Linked DNA regions of Homo sapiens: region 1 is linked to region 2. A link is a contact called in ENCODE Hi-C or POLR2A ChIA-PET data. All regions are on one chromosome and are shown on one strand. Each heading gives the region's core, a stretch centred on a gene start or an enhancer-like site at or near the end of the contact. The rest is flanking DNA. Distances are from core to core; before and after follow the strand shown. Region 1 overlaps BMP5 (bone morphogenetic protein 5). Region 2 overlaps BMP5 (bone morphogenetic protein 5).

Evidence for each region. A loop is a pair of places that touch in the nucleus more often than their neighbours do. ChIA-PET counts read pairs that join two places held with the same protein, here RNA polymerase II (POLR2A).
Region 1: a loop to region 2 is called in a map of PC-3, with 6 times the contacts of the local background. The contact joins two enhancer-like sites. A Hi-C loop is called at or near these places in 2 of 168 maps with a recorded cell type or tissue (PC-3 and mammary epithelial cell). POLR2A ChIA-PET finds 5 or more read pairs at or near these places in 1 of 52 experiments (Panc1).

The regions. Positions count from the first base shown.
Region 1 is chr6:55,793,024-55,795,840 of GRCh38, forward strand. BMP5 (bone morphogenetic protein 5) reads right to left here. Exons shown (of 7, transcript NM_021073.4): 3 at 1,256-1,404. Among named protein-coding and RNA genes, the nearest start is that of BMP5, 81 kb to the right of the region's middle. Within about 2 kb of position 1,553, at least 2 of the 41 ENCODE cell types and tissues checked have a DNase peak (open chromatin) inside an H3K27ac peak, as active enhancers do; they include PC-3 and mammary epithelial cell, where a contact is called at or near this core.
Region 2 is chr6:55,757,029-55,759,728 of GRCh38, forward strand. BMP5 (bone morphogenetic protein 5) reads right to left here. Exons shown (of 7, transcript NM_021073.4): 6 at 1,977-2,087. Among named protein-coding and RNA genes, the nearest start is that of BMP5, 120 kb to the right of the region's middle. Within about 2 kb of position 1,308, at least 4 of the 41 ENCODE cell types and tissues checked have a DNase peak (open chromatin) inside an H3K27ac peak, as active enhancers do; they include PC-3 and mammary epithelial cell, where a contact is called at or near this core.

The DNA.
Region 1 (2,817 bases), core at 303-2,802, 36 kb after region 2:
TTAAAATTAAATATTAAGTATTTAAAGGTAGGACACCATTAAATTATGTCTTATCCTCCTATCATGACAAATATAATTTTAAATGACCTGCAAGTCTAGATTTGAGTTTAGAGTGTTTGAACTTTGAGTGATCAAAGGGCAACAAAGATCTGAATATATTGGCCTTGGCTTCCTGAGCCTTCTGAGCAAATATGCCAGTATCACCATCACCACAGTCTGCAAATTCTGTTCCATGTGTCTGAATTGCCTGCCCCCCAACTTCTTCCCCTAATCACATCTTCGTGTTTCAGATTATAGCTCAAATCTAGTCACCATCCTATGTTCACAGATCCATTGAACACCTCAGTGTGCTGTGATATGCATTCACTAATACTATTGTGTTATTACTACCTCGTGCATCACTCAAATGCAAGTCTCATAAAGCCATCTGCATTGGCTCACTTTTATATCTCCAGAATCTCACCAAGTGGCTCTTTTGGCTCCATCCCAGGTGTCTTTAGCTGTGTATGTTCTGCTTTCCCATGGTGTCTTTGATGTGTCACTATTTTTCAGTATTAGGGCATATAGTAGGTGCCCAGTAAATACTTGTGAGCATAAGAATTACTTCTGGACCTTCTTAAAAGTGAAGATTTCCCACAGACCCTTCCACAAGTACTTCTGGAGCAGTAGTCTTTGATCAAACATTGCAATATGTAAAGAACTAACTTGGTATTATTTTTCTGCAGTTTTTTGTGACTCATTCCATCCCCATCTCCTCTCTCCCACTTTGTATTATTGGTAGCTCCTTTACTTCCCTAGTGTCTTTTTTGATACATATTTATCATTGTTTTAGTCGAGCTTTAAGACATAATTTGCATATAGTAATATTTATTCTTATTTGATGTACAGTTCCATAAATTTTTACAAATCGTATAGTTGTGTAACCACCACAACTATATTATTTTGGTATTGTTGTATTAGAGTAGTGCTACTTACTTACATATACAGGTCTTCAACACTAGACTAAAAATTCCTTGAGAACAGTAGCAGTACCTACGTCTTCTTTACCTCCCACCCCAGAGCCTGACAATAAATGTATTGGATAAATGTGTTCTGAATTGATTAACTAACTAATATAGTTTTGCACTACCCTATAGAATGCGTTGACTTGGACATCATAAATATAAAACATATATTGGTTATATCACATAAAAAACGATAACTCTCAATGTGTCAAACAAGCTTCACAAAAAAATATATAAAATTCAGTGCTTACCATCCCCTGTTTCTGCACAGAGCTGTAAGCCCAAATTATTCTGGGGATTAATCACCCAATGATTGCTGGTCACAGTGATATCAAAGACAAGCCAACCCACATCTAAAGCTTGGGCCTTTCTTGTGTCTAACAAGAACAGATCTGCATCCCTAAAAAGAAAAGGAACAACAAAAAAAGTTAAAGGTTTAAATGAACATCATTATTTCCTAGACTTAAGTGAAAACATTACAAAAGCAGTTTGTAAAATAACAGCAGTTAGTTAAAGAACAAGAGGAACAAGTGACTCAAGTGATGAGTAATAAGATACAAAACCTTTGTTACTAGGCTCCCAACCAAACCTGGTACAAATTAGTAATCTCTATCTGAAAGTAATTTCCATTTTCCTGCTTTTCATTGGCCTTTATAAACTGACTTAGTGCTCTTAATTTGATCCCTGGTCATCAGTGTTCCCGGTAACCACCATCTGTAAGTAGTCCTCAAAACAAAGGATTAAACTGAATAGAGTCAAATGAAAGTAGTTGTTCCAGTTTGGATGAATGTGAATTCTCAAATGAATGGAACACAGGCAGGATGTAATGCAATCATCTGTTTTAGAAGGAGTTTTCTAATATTTTTTCTATTTTTATTATATAATTATTTTATGGATACCAAACACCAAGAGAGTATTACAGAGTAATACCACTGGTTTAAGGATAAATCCCATGAGTTGAGTGGCACAATCTATGAGAACTTTTGTTAATATCTTCTGCAAGCTTAAGTCCCCTTGGGACAGTAATGGCTGTGAATATGAACTTACTTATATATTTTAGAATAATCTGCACAGTGTTACTGTTATTAACGTTTATGGTTGTATTGCTGAATCTTAATTTTAGCATTATATTTATAAATGTATAAACATTTGTTGAATTATAATGAATAATTTATTATTCTCTTACTACAGGCAGTTTCTGAGCTAAAATTACCTATTTCTGACATTTAATCTTTACAACAGCTCCTTAGTATTGAAAACATTCAGGCTCAAATAGGTTAACTGTAAAACACTGTATCTCCCTCAAGATAGAGTAGAAATAACACCATTATGCATTTTATGACCTTTGATATTGTATTGAATCTATTTAAGAGCATATTATTTATATAGAAAACAATAGAGCTATTCATTGTTTAATATTATTATACTAGGTTAAATATCAACATACTGTGTTAAATACTATTTTACTGCATTTTCTGTCTGTATACATCATAGAAGTCACTTTAAGGGTGGCTTACAAAATGTGAAAACACATTTTTAATAAATCATACTTTTTTAATGAAAAATACTCAAATTTAAAAGTGAACCATTTTAACAAAAACAAAGTTAAAAAATGTGTATCTTAGAAACTACATCTTCGTTTCTTAACTAGATTTTTTTCTATTAATCTAGAGAAATTCAAATAAATGTAATATGATAAGGAAATAATCTAAATATCCTAATACAAACTATGAATGTTTTATTGTCTTTTCACAATTACAGTCATAGTGTTTACCAAAGGAAGGATTGAAACGCTTGCTTTTTTCACATCTGA
Region 2 (2,700 bases), core at 58-2,557:
ATGACTTATGTCCTACATCCCAGGGTAGAGATACAGAGCAGACTCTTGTTCAAAGTTTGTGTCAGATTTTTTTTATATTTGTTTTTTGATACTTTACTACAGCCATAAGAGCTGAAAATATGTATTTATTTATTTTAAAAAAGAAAAAATGAGAGAAGGGGGAGTATTTGACAAAGGGTATTTTTCAATAAGTAGGCATTGCTTAGCCTGAGGGAATTTTTGATACATTAGATCCATATCTAAGGAAGCAAAAGTCTGCTTTCATAGTCATCAAAATGATGATAAAAAGAGGCAAAGAATTTTCTGAGAAATTAAATAGCATTACTTCAACTGATAGGAGTTATTCTATGACCTTACAGAAAGACAGTGATCATGAAGTTCTCTTCATAGGATGAAACAACAGCATTCTTCTTTATCTGATATGCTTTCATGTCAACATGAATTCTCATATACAAAGAGAAAAGTTAGCTTCTTAAAAATTCTTTTAGTGGTAGAAGTTTGAATGCAAAACATCCATCCTTGCAAAGCCTACCTACACTCCATACTCCTGGAAACACTATTCCATATAAAGAAGAGCTTATACTTACAGATAGCAAAGGTGAAGTCATATCAGACTTTAAATCCCCCCAGAAATTTACTCTTTACCTTGTATATGGCACTAAAGTAGGCATTCTCACTGGTCATGAATCAATAAAAAGAAGAATACTTATAAATAATTTATTATCAAAATGTATATTTGCTTTATCTTTCTGTTGCTCTCTAGCCCAAGGTTATTTCCAGTCTTTGATAACGTTCATGCTCTAGTTGTTATAGATTGCACTTTTTGGTGTCTAGATATTCTGTCGTATTTTATTAAGTCAATAAAGATGCCAGTAAATATCAAGTCATTCAAGTATTTGCTTTTGCCAGTTCACAGATATCATTGTTTATTCCTTAATTCAGCTTTAAGTTTTAAATTAATTGTGGGGGAAAATAGCAAACTTATGGAGAGTCGAATCTTCACAAATTCTAAGAGTAATTCTTTCTTTTTCCATAAATAAACCTCACCCACAAAGACAAGATTGTCTACTATCTACTTTTCTCTTACTGGCGTCCACCAAATAATTCCACTCCCATCAAGCCTTGATTCTAAAATAATGTGTTCTCTCCCATTCTTCTTAAATACAAAAGTTAAAATTTTTATATTAGCCCAAACATTGATTTAAAATTATGTCACATAGTCTGGTATGTTTTCTAGGAGCCTCTCATTTAGTCTTAGGGAGATTGTTCCTCTGCCAAATCGATAGGCCAGATGCTATGAGGTACATCAGACTCTCAATAGGTTTCATGAGCTCATTAGGTACAAGGCAATCAGTTAATCACGTCAACCCTTCAGTACATTGTTCATAAAAATAAGCCTAGATTATTAGAGATTTAATCACTGCTAAGTTTCTGAGATTGAGGAATAAAGAAAAGGAAGTATAATTTCTACTTTAAAGATTACAGGAGGAGGAGGAGAACAATAAGAAATAGAAATTAGCTTCCTATTTGTATACTACATTGAAGAACTTTTATAATACCAAAGTATGTTATAGAACATTCTTAAATAATTAAAAACCCTCAGATGAAATTTAGTACAGCTATTACTCAATGTTTTTGCAATGATTACTAATGAATTGCTAGGTTAGAAACAGCCCCAGGGAACCTGTGTGCTTAGTCATACTGTGTAATGAACAAACAGTTCAAGATGACCATTTCATGTTATTACTCCAGTTTTCCTAGCTGAATCCTTCTCCATTGTGTAACTGGGATTACTCTAAACCAGCCCGAGTTTCCTGACTATACCCACAGTTGTTACTTCAGCTCTAAAAAGAAACAAATGAGTTTGAGAAGATAAAATAATGCATTAAAATTGTAAATAGATGCTTTCCTCTAAAACAACTTTATAATATGCTTGCATTCTAAGCTTTTCTTAATCCTTCAAAAACAAAGCTTACCAGAGTCTGAACTATAGCGTGGTTGGTGGCATTCATATGGGCGTTAAGTGGAAAAGAACATTCTCCATCACAATAAAATGCAGCGTATCCTTCTGGTGCTATAATCCAGTCCTGACACATACACACACACACACACACACAAAAAAAAAAAAAAAAAAAAAAAAAAAAAAAAAAAAAAACAACAAGAAAAAATATCACCAAAGTAAAAATTTTTAAAAAATCTTAAAAGTTATTGAAATATATTGTATCTGAATAGGTTTCTATTCTTGGTCCAACAATTATTCTAATGGAATTATCTTCCCCACACCCTTTAATTTTAAGCTGAAGTTTAGGACAAAAGTATAAATATTTTCACAAGAAATTGTCCTCTCTAATTACTCCCAAGGGGTAGTTATGTAAGATATTCATAGTATGTATTAAACATGTATTCACGAATAAAACTATTATAAGAAAATAGCATTCTAAATATTGTTTAAACAGGAAATGATGAACTCTGGAAAGTTCAAGTGAACCCGAAAGAAAAAGGAGAATCAAGTTAATTGAGATCATTCTCATTACTTCTTAAGAACTCATTCTTAGTTTTATAAGTCTGACAACATCCTAAAGCCTTAATATTTTTTCTGCATGCTGTTTTTCTTTCCATTCATGCATTAACTTTATGGTCTCTTTAGAAAAAATAAATTGGAGCAAATTCCTAAAAACTGAACATGATAAATTTCGGGAA